Linked DNA regions of Homo sapiens: region 1 is linked to region 2. A link is an interaction called in ENCODE POLR2A ChIA-PET data of the cell type or tissue named here. Cell type or tissue: Panc1. All regions are shown on one strand.

Region 1 (5,000 bases), 79 kb before region 2:
GGGCGCCCATTCGTCTGTCCCAGAGCTTATTGGCCACTGGGTCTCACTCCTGAGTGGGGCCAGGGTGGGAGGGAGGGACGAGGGGGAGGAAAGGGGCGAGCACCCACGTGAGAGAATCTGCCTGTGGCCTTGCCCGCCAGCCTCAGTGCCACTTGACATTCCTTGTCACCAGCAACATCTCGAGCCCCCTGGATGTCCCCTGTCCCACCAACTCTGCACTCCATGGCCACCCCGTGCCACCCGTAGGCAGCCTCTCTGCTATAAGAAAAGCAGACGCAGCAGCTGGGACCCCTCCCAACCTCAATGCCCTGCCATTAAATCCGCAAACAGCCCCTCCTGTCCCCTTGTCATTTGCTTCCCTGAGGACCCACTTCCTTGTCCCACTCCCCAAGTCACCCGGGTGCTTCCTCTGTGGCCACTGAGGAGCCTCCTCACTTCTGGTTCTGACCCCATGTCCAGCCATGACCATGTTTGGTGTCAGAGACACCTCCTGAGTCCTCCTCCGCTCCACGCATATTGTCATTGTGAGACCAGCTTGAGGTGCAAGGATGTGGGGTCACCTTCCGCTCTTACTGTCCATGTCCCTGCCCCACCCAAGATGACTTCCAGCAACACTGCCAGTCCACAGAAGTATTTAGGAAGGAGAGGGGATGGGTTTTGTGACTGATGTCAGAGGCCAAGGGAGAGGGGACAGTCCACAGTGATGCACAGCCAGGCCCAGCCACCCCTTCCAGGCAGAAGGGCCACACACTGGGCAGCTCTCAACATAGGCTGATTCTCCCAGTTCTGGAGGCCAGAGTCCAAGATCCAGCACTCCCGCCAGAGGCCCAAGGGGAGGGTCCTTCCTGCCCTCTCCAGCTCCTGGGGAACCAGGCATCTTGGGCTGGTGGTCACCTCACTCCACTCACTCTGCCTGTCTTCTCGTGGCCTCCCCATGGTGTGACTTCTATGTCCTAACTCAGCGACATCTGCAGACCTCCTATTTCCAAATAAGGCCACATCAGGAACTCCCAGGAGACATGTATTTGGGGGCCGCTGTTCAGCCCCTGCACTGCTCCCCACACAGCCCCTGGGTGTTTCAGTGCAGCATGTGTCCTGCCAGGGAGATGGCGAAACCAGACACTATGGTCCCTGCACTTGTGGCCCGGGTTCTAGGAGGTGAGGCCGGCAGGGAACAAAATAACCAGGTGGTGCTGGGATTTGTCCTTTGCGGAGAGCAAACCAGTGGCCTGGAAAGTGGCCAGGGAGGAGTGTTCCACCCGCAGCACAGGTGAGGACGCGCACCCTGGGCGCTGCAGGTAGCAGGGCCCGATGTCGTAGAATGAAGGAGGCCTCTGGTGAGACCTGTGGCAACAGGGACACATGCTGCATCCCGGTGTTCAATTCTTGCTCTTCCTGTGCCCTGAATGGGGAGTGGCACCTCTTGAGTTTTCAGAGGGAGGAAGTATGCCAAGTTCACCTGGACCCTAGATAGGGAAAGGAGCTTGATGGGGGCCAAGGACAGGTCACAGGCTCAGTGGGCTCTGTGTGCACAGGATTGGGGGCCAGGCTTCGGCCACAGGGGCAGTGGTTTTAGTCCTCTTGTCCTGGTTCCTGTGGCCTCCAGAAGGGGCTGTGGCAAGGCTGAGAGTCGGGTTGGGCTGGGGGCTGATGGGGTGTGGTAAGGCTAAGCAGGGTAGGTTCCAGGGCAGGGAACAACACCCAAGTAAGGCCAGGCGCAGTGGCTCAAGCGTGTAATCTCAGCACTTTAGGAAGCCAAGATGGGCAGATCACTTGAGGCCAGAAGTTCAAGACCAGCCTGACCAACATGACGAAAACATGTCCCTACCAAAAAAAATACAAAAATTTGCCAGGCGTGGTGGCGGGCACCTGTGGTCCCAGCTACTCAGGAGGCTGAGGCAGGACAATCGCTTGAACCCGGGAGGTGGAAGACCATCCACTGGCACCTGAACCCATCAGGCAACTGTCCCTTCAGCTCTGGGCGCCTACTTGGGTGGAGGCAGGAGGTCCCAGGTGAGGACAGCACTGGGTCCACAATGGGAGAGAATGAGAGATCAGGTCAGGGCATTCCACTGTCACCTCAGTTGCGGGTGTCCACACTGAGACATGGACATAAGCCCGAGAAAACAACACGAGCTGTACCCTGAACAAGAAGGCAGTCCTCCCCAGCCCCTTGGAGCTCACAGGAGCACTGAGGCCCTTGCCTGTGAGCCCAGATCCACCCTGGCCCATTCCATAGGGTGACTCACTCAGCCTCCCTGACCCCTGCTGACCGGTTCAAGGCTGGAGCCCTGTTTTCACCCCTTCTCTGCCTGCAATGCCAAAGAATTCAGCCACAATTTGCTTTTTTTTTTTTTTTTTTTTTTTTTTTTGAGACTGGATCTCACTCTGTTGCCCAGGTTGGAGTGCAGTGACGCAATCACAACTCACTGCAGCTTCCACCTCCCAGGTTCAAGCATCCTCCTACCTCAGCCTCCTGAGTAGCTGGGTCTACAGGCGTGAGCCACCACGCTTGGCCTGCAATGTACTCTTTTTTTTTTTTTTTTTTTTTTTTTTTTTTTTGAGATGGAGTTTTGCTCTGTCGCCCAGTCTGGACTACACTGGCGTGATCTCGGCTCACTGCAACCTCCACCTCCTGGGTTCAAGTGATTCTCCTGCCTCAGCCTCTCAAGTAGCTGAGGCTACAGGTGTACGCCACCACGCCTGGCTAATTTTTGTATTTTTAGTAGAGACGGGGTTTCATCATGTTGGGCAGGTTGGTCTCGAACTCTTAACCTTAGGTGATCCCCCAGCCTTGGCGGCCCAAAGTGCTGGGATTACAGGCGTGAGCCACTGCACTCGGCCCCGCAATTTACCGGGTTTTTTGTTTGTTTTTGTTTTTGTTTTTTGAGACAGAGTGTGGCTCTGGCACTCAGGCTGGAGTGCAGTGGCACGATCTCTGCTCGCTGCAACCTCTACCTCCCAGGTTCAAGCAATTCTTCTGTCTCAGCATCCTGAGTAGCTGGTATTACAGGCGCCCGCTACCATGCCCAGCTAATTTTTATTTTTAGTAGAGATGGGGTTTCCCCATGCTGGCCAGGCTGATCTTGAACTCCCGTGATCCGCCCGCCTCAGCCTCCCAAAGTGCTGGGATTACAGGCATGGGCCACCGCACCTGGCCACAATTTACTCTTTTTTTTTTTCTTTTTTTCTTTTTTTTCTTTTTTTTTTTTTGAGACAGACTCTTGCTCTTTCGCCAGGCTGGCGTGCAGGAGTGCAGTGGCGTGATCTCAGTTCACTGCAACCTCCACCACCTGGGGTCAAGTGATTCTCCTGCCTCAGCCTCCCAAGTAGCTGGGACTACAGGCACCCGCCAGCACACACAGCTAATTTTTGTATTTTTAGTAGAGATGGGGTTTCACCATGTTGGTCAGGATGGTCTCTATCTCTTGACCCCGTGATCCACCCGCCTAGGCTTCTCAAAGTGCTGGGATTACAGGCATGGGCCACCGCACCTGGCCACAATTTACTCTTTTTTTTTTTCTTTTTTTCTTTTTCTTTTTTTTTTTTTTTGAGACAGACTCTTGCTCTTTCGCCAGGCTGGCGTGCAGGAGTGCAGTGGCGCGATCTCAGTTCACTGCAACCTCCACCACCTGGGGTCAAGTGATTCTCCTGCCTCAGCCTCCCAAGTAGCTGGGACTACAGGCACCCGCCAGCACACACAGCTAATTTTTGTATTTTTAGTAGAGATGGGGTTTCACCATGTTGGTCAGGATGGTCTCTATCTCTTGACCCCGTGATCCACCCGCCTAGGCTTCTCAAAGTGCTGGGATTACAGGCAAGAGCCACCGCACCCAGCCCACAATTTACTGTTAAGTGCACTCTACCTCGTGGGTCTTCAGAGGCCCTGGATTGGTGTCTCATCTCTCAAGGTTTCACCCCACGCGGGAGTGGGTAGGAGCTGGAAAGAGCCCCCCTGCCGGACCCCTGACACTCGCAGTGTACTCAGAGCTTTACCTCCCAGCCCAGACCTGCAAATTATTAAGCCGGAAGAGAATTTCAAACCTAGCCTGATCCCTTCACACTGAGTCCCAGGTGCCACAGCAGCACAGACCCAAATGCCTTAGCTTCCTTCTCTGCTGCCGGTGTCTGACATCACATCAATTTGCGTCCAGCAACCACTGAAGCCAGCAATGTGAGAAGCCCAGAGAGTACTTAAAACTCTCTCCAGCTCCTCTCCCTCCCTCCATCCGAACCTGGCCCACTGCCGGGTGGCTGAGCCAGAAAGGGATGGGAGTGGAGAAGGGGTCTTCAGGCTGAGCTGGGCGGGGGCGACTGTTGCATTGTCTGCTCTGCGAAGCAGAAAAGGAGAGGAGGGAGAGGCACAAATGGGGCGGGGCTGGCTTCGGGCCTTTATTTTCTAGGCTCACCACTGCCCTCTCCCTGTGAGAAGCAGTCGGAAGGGATTGTCCTTCCTGTACTGCAGGAGGAGAAGCTGAGAAACTCAGCTGTGAGACGTGATCAGACTAGTCCAGGACGACACCCAGACATACAGGCCAAAGCTGGGGTCCCTGAGAAGGCCTCTTGCCTCCTAGAGCTTCACTGCTCGCCTCCACTAGAACACTTCGAGGAAGCTTTGAGGGAACAAGAAGCAGACTGAATTCTGGCTTTCTGTAAGGACAGTGAGACTCTATGGCTGGACACAGTGTCTCACTCCTGTAATCCCAGCACTTTGGGCATTTTGCTTGAGCCCAAGAGTTCCAGACCAGCAGAGCAACATGATGAAACCCTGTTTCTACAATAATACAAAAATTAGCCGGGCATGTTGGCACATGCCTGTAGTCCTAGCTACTCAGGAGACTGAGGTGGGAGGTTCACTTGGGCCATGATCACACCATTGCACTCCAGCCTGGGCCACACAGCAAGACCCTGTCTCAAATATATATATAAATATATATATATATACACACACACACTCATACACACACACACACACACACACACATTTGCAAGGCCAAATT
Region 2 (5,000 bases):
TGTACCAAATGCCACCAAATTGTAAACTTTAAAATGGTTAATGGCTACTTTTCTGTTATGTGAATTTTTCCTCAGTTGAAAAAATTAAAAACACAAAGAAGAAACAAAACCCCATGCTGAGAAACCATGTCTCCATCTCAGCTTGGCACGCGTCTCCTGGCGGCGAGTGAGGGCACTGTGTGGGCAAGGCTGGGGGAGCCGGCCCTCATCCTGCCCATGAGGCTGCCAAGTGGGCAGGCCCTAAGGAGTGGAGTTGGCCAATATCTGCCATGCTGACTCTGCAGCTGAAGAGAGAATGAGGGTCTCTATGCACCCATGTGGAAAGATGCCGAGTATTGGGATATATCGCTAATGGACACTATATCACACGGTGTCGAACAGCATGCAAGCGCAATACCTTTCATGCGAGAAAGGTGAGGGCCAGGAGGAGCAGCCGTAGGAGCTTGTCTTTGTCTAGAGAAAGAGAACAGGTAAGCAGGCAGTGAAGAAAAGCACATCTCTGTTGGGGACATTGCAGGAACTGGCTTCCATGCTGACATGGGAACCGCCTGAATACATGGCTTCTGCTGGACAGTGAAGATGAGGGAAAAAGGTAGCTTCCCCTTGTTCCAGCCCAGCTCACCTTTTTTCTTTCTTTTTTTTTTTTTTTTTGAGACGGCGTTTCTCTCTTGTCATCCAGGCTGGAATGCGGTGCCGTGATTTCGGCTCACTGCAACATCCGCCTCCCGGGTTCAAGCGATTCTCCTGCTTCAGCCTCCTGAGTAGCTGAGATAACAGGCACCTGCCACCACGCCCAGCTAATTTTTGTATTTTTAGTAGAGACGGGGTTTCACCATGTTGGTCAGGCTGGTCTCGAACTCCCGACCTCAAGTGATCCACCCGCCTCAGCCTCCCAAAGTGCTGGGATTACAGGCATGAGCCACTGCACCCGGCCTCCAGCTCACTTTTGACCCAGACTTGGTGTTCCCTCTGCCTGGAACACTCCCTCCCGCATCGGAATGGCTGACTTCTTGTCATTTGGATGTCAGCTTAAATGTCTCCACGCCACAAAGGCCAGCTCATCTTGTTCTACATTTTGTTTTGTTTGTTTCCCTCTCTGTTTTCTACACACACAGCCCCCAGGAACGAGGCCCGGGTGAGCAAAGTGGGTGACCACCCCTGGCACACACTGATCCTTGGTGACCTTATCTGGTTCCAGAGCATCAAATAGCCTACTCAGCCAAACACAGTGGCTCACACCTGCAATCCCAGCAATTTGGGAGGCTGAGGTGGCAGGATCACTTGAGCCCAGCAGTTCGAGACCAGCCTGGGCAACAGAGCAATATCCCATCTCTACAAAAAAAATTTTTTTTTAATTCTGTTCCAATTTTCATGTACATAAAAATAAAAATAGCTGGGCATTGTGGTGCACACCTGTAGTCCCAGCTACTCAGGAGGCTGAGGCGGGAGGATCACTTGAGCCCAGGAGGTGGGGGCTGCAGCGAGCTGAGATTGCACCACTGCACTCCAGCCTGGGAGACAGAGCAAGACCCAGTCTCAAAAAAAAAAAAGAAAGAGGAAAGGAAGGAGAGGGGAGGGGAGGGGAGGGAAGAAAGAAGGAAGGAAGGAAGGAAGAAGGAAGGAAGGAGGGAAGGAAAAGAAAAGAAAGAAAACATTAGTCTACTCTCATCTCTATTCCTAGTGACGCCAGGTGGCTACTTCCCGGCCACGCTGAATGAGACACTGGGCCTCTGCACTATCGGGCACCATCAGATCTCCACATTTGCCAGGAAGGGGAGGCCAGACCCAGGGCTGGGGTGATCCTGGCCAGTGAGGGGCTATCCCCTGCCCTTTCTTCTTGGCTTCAGGCCAGGGGAGGAAACAGGGAGCTGTCAGCTGGCCTTCCTCAGCCTCCTGGAGCCAGGCCTGCCTGCCTCAGCTTAGCCAAGTGGAACTTGGGGAATCAGCTGCTGAGGTGGCAGAGTAGGGGTCCTGGACCTACCCCCGATCTGGATCCTGCCCCAAGGGCTGTCTGAGCAGGGCTAGCTAGGGCAGGGCAGGCAAGTGTCGAGCACAGGGCACCACAGCAGAACGACTGTGCTGGGACGGCCCACAGCAAGGAAGGCAGGATGGGTTTTCGTGGCCACAGGACGGCCACGTCCCCTACGGGAAACTCAACAGGAGCCCAAGGGCCTGGGAGAGAGGCCTGGGGAGGAACCCCCTTCCCACCCACCAGAGCCACCACCGCCCAAGGACAGGTGCCCACGGTCAAGAAGCACAGTGCCACAAAGACACCTCAGGGATGGTGGGGCTGCCACGGTGACAGACTCCCCAGGCACGTATGACACGTCCAGAACAGGTCAATCCATGGAGACAGAAAGCACATGAGAGCCTGGTGGGGGGATGTGAGGGGAGGAGCCTGCCTATGGCCACAGGGCCTTTGGAGGGATGAGAATGTCCTGGAAGCAGACCAGGGTGATGACTACACAACATGGCAAATGTGCTAAATGCCACCAAATTGTACAGTTTTAAATGGTCAAAATGACAAATGAATTTGGTCCGAACACAAATGGTTTCTCACAATGCAGGCGCTCCAGCTCTGACACGTGCACTTCTTTATTGGAAAAGAATAAAGCAGTCACTGATGTGGCAGGGGCAGGACACGAGCAGCTGCCGTCCTCCTCCCAGCGTGCCTGGCATGGTCGCAGGGGAGCGGGTGCCTGGAGTCCCGGTGACACCACGGGGCACACTGAGGGAGCTGAGGAGCCGGGGCCGCGCAGCCTCCTGGATGCTCAGCGGATCTAGTGTGAGGACAAGGTGGGCAGAGGAGACAAGGAAGGCGAGGGGTGAGCAGGGGCTGGCTGCCGTCCCCAACTTGGAGGGGTCCCTGCCAGCCCCTCCTCACCGTGTACTTGTCCCACTTCTTTTCAGGGTCGTAGGGTTCCCAGCGGCTGGCGGGAAAGATGTGCTTGTTCTTCTCGTACCAGCTCCTCAGCACCACCTTGCCTGCATGGGACTAAGGGAGGAAGAGGGCACAGGGCCGCCTGCTGACCTCCCCTTCCCTTGGCTTCTCCTCCATAGCCCAGGGACACCCGTTCCCCCTCACACGGCCCCCTACGCTGTACCTCATCCTTCTCCACAGTGGCGTCACTGAGCAACCGCACATCGTCATGAACATCAAAGTTGAAGAGTGGTCCTGCAGGGGAGAAGTGACAGCCCAATGTCCCGCTGCTGCCCCAGTGACAACATCGGCGGCAAGGTGCTATGGGGGCGGCTGGGTCGGCGGCACTCACCACTCTTCCCCCGTGCCTTGGTGACGATGAAGTCGTAGAAGCTGTGATGCTGGGAGCCAAGGGCAGGAAAGCGGCGTCTTGATGGTCCATCTCGGCCCCTCCCCACACCCCCCGCCTGCGCACACTGCCCCCACCAGCCTGAGCCAAAGCCCAGGGTGCTGCACCCACTGCGGGTACTGGGGCTGAAGGGACTCACGTGAGGGATGATCAAGTCCTCCTTGATGTACATGAGCTGCTCCACCCCTGCGGACCTGAGGGAGGAAGGCAGGAGGGCGTGGGCAAGAGGACAGCACCCCTGCCCAGGGAGGGAGGAGACAGCCAGCCCAGGAGAGCCCATGCTGGGGCTGGGAAGCAGCGGCCAGTTGGCTGTGAGGGAAGCTCCATGGTTTAGTGAGCACAGGACTGGCGCCCAGCACCCTCCACCTTTGGGCTAAGGAACCAAGGCAGGCCGCTCTCAGCAAAGCTCTCTGGTGGGAGGGAAGGGAAGAGGAGCCTGACCCCCTCTTTTGGGAGGAGAGTGCCCAGCACGCTGCTTGCTTGCCCAGACAGCGCCCACATCACACTGGGTGTCTGGCACCCAGGCTGGAGCCACAGGTGCCACACACACCACCGTGCACACACGCACACCTCACACCTCAGCTCACTGAAGTCTTTCCGAAGGATCTCGAGCGCCTTCTGCAGGAACTGCTGCATGGTGTTGCCCTTTCTCATCTGTATCCGGGAATCCAGGAGTTGGGAAGGGAAGGCGGAAGCCTGCAGAAGGGCTCTCAACAAGGCAGAGGCCCAGAGGGCCCTGCCAGACGCTGCAGAGCCTCAGCCAGGCCTGGGCCTCACTCCCCAGACAGGGGGCCAGGCCCTGGAGCCAGTTATCCTCAGGATCCCTGGGGCTTCCCAAGTCAGGAAGGTCAGTTCCTTCCCACGGAACCTGAGGGAGGCTGGGCCCATGGTGAGCAGGAAGCAGGCTGCACGCTGCCTACCTTGACTGTCCGCCGGTGCCCAGAGCCATCCCAGTAGCTGAAGGTGATCTCGATCTCCTCACCTACAAGGCAGAGCTGCCTCTTGGTCTCCAGCCCCACTGAGAGCAGCCTTGGGGCTCAGCGCACCACCCAGGAGACTGTGGACAGGGAAGCTGGCTTGGGCCCAGGCCCCTCGCGTCTGACTCCGCAAACACTCACTCTTGATCTTCTCCTGCTTGGCTTCCCACTCCTGCCGCAGCTCTTCCCGAAGCCGATTCTCCTCCTCCTGGGAGAGGGAGCAGGCAGACAGGTGAGGCCCAGGGCTGCTCAGGGTGCACGCAGAGCCTGGCTCCCTAAGCAAGGGTCTCCACCAGGGCTGGAGTCGAGGCCGGGGTCAGGGCCAGGCAGCCTTTACCTCACGGTCTCGATCAGGCAAGAAGCTTGTGTCAACGTCTGGGTTCTTCCCCAGTTTTCTCTTCTTCGTGGTGATCTCTGGAACAAAAGGAAGCCGAATATCATAGCATTATTATAAAAATGATTTTGATATGGCCGACGCCCAGGGTCCCCCAAGCATACCTTGAGAACAGTCGATCTAGAAGACAAGCCTAGGGCGGGCACAGAGGCTCACGCTTGTCAACCCAACACTTGGGGAGGATGAGGCAGAAGGATCACTTGAGCCCAGGAGGTGGAGACCAGCATGGGCAACATAGCAAGACCTCGTCTCTACTAAAACTCAAAAAAATCAGCCGGGTGTGGTGGCGCACCTGTAGTA

Evidence for each region. ChIA-PET counts read pairs that join two places held together with the same protein. Peaks named below come from ENCODE experiments on the same cell type or tissue, not always from the same donor. Only the 100,000 strongest peaks of a DNase experiment are listed, where the experiment ranks them.
Region 1: POLR2A ChIA-PET joins it to region 2 with 13 read pairs; 14 of 35 experiments call an interaction of 5 or more read pairs at or near these places.

Annotation. Positions count from the first base shown.
Region 1 is chrX:154,526,723-154,531,722 of GRCh38, reverse strand. It overlaps G6PD (glucose-6-phosphate dehydrogenase), which reads left to right. Exons shown (of 13, transcript NM_001360016.2): 13 at 1-332. Among named protein-coding and RNA genes, the nearest start is that of FAM3A, 13 kb to the right of the region's middle. RefSeq lists enhancers at 2,095-2,389, 4,730-4,879. In Panc1, no CTCF peak of the experiment used is centred here; no DNase peak of the experiment used is centred here; H3K4me3 peaks cover 851 bases; H3K27ac peaks cover 1,382 bases.
Region 2 is chrX:154,448,204-154,453,203 of GRCh38, reverse strand. It overlaps FAM50A (family with sequence similarity 50 member A), which reads right to left. Exons shown (of 13, transcript NM_004699.4): 5 at 4,644-4,720; 6 at 4,448-4,514; 7 at 4,250-4,311; 8 at 3,907-3,983; 9 at 3,469-3,523; 10 at 3,273-3,321; 11 at 3,105-3,175; 12 at 2,885-2,995; 13 at 2,550-2,780. The coding sequence ends at 2,772. It overlaps MIR6858 (microRNA 6858), which reads right to left and starts at 2,884; the gene lies at 2,818-2,884. In Panc1, no CTCF peak of the experiment used is centred here; no DNase peak of the experiment used is centred here.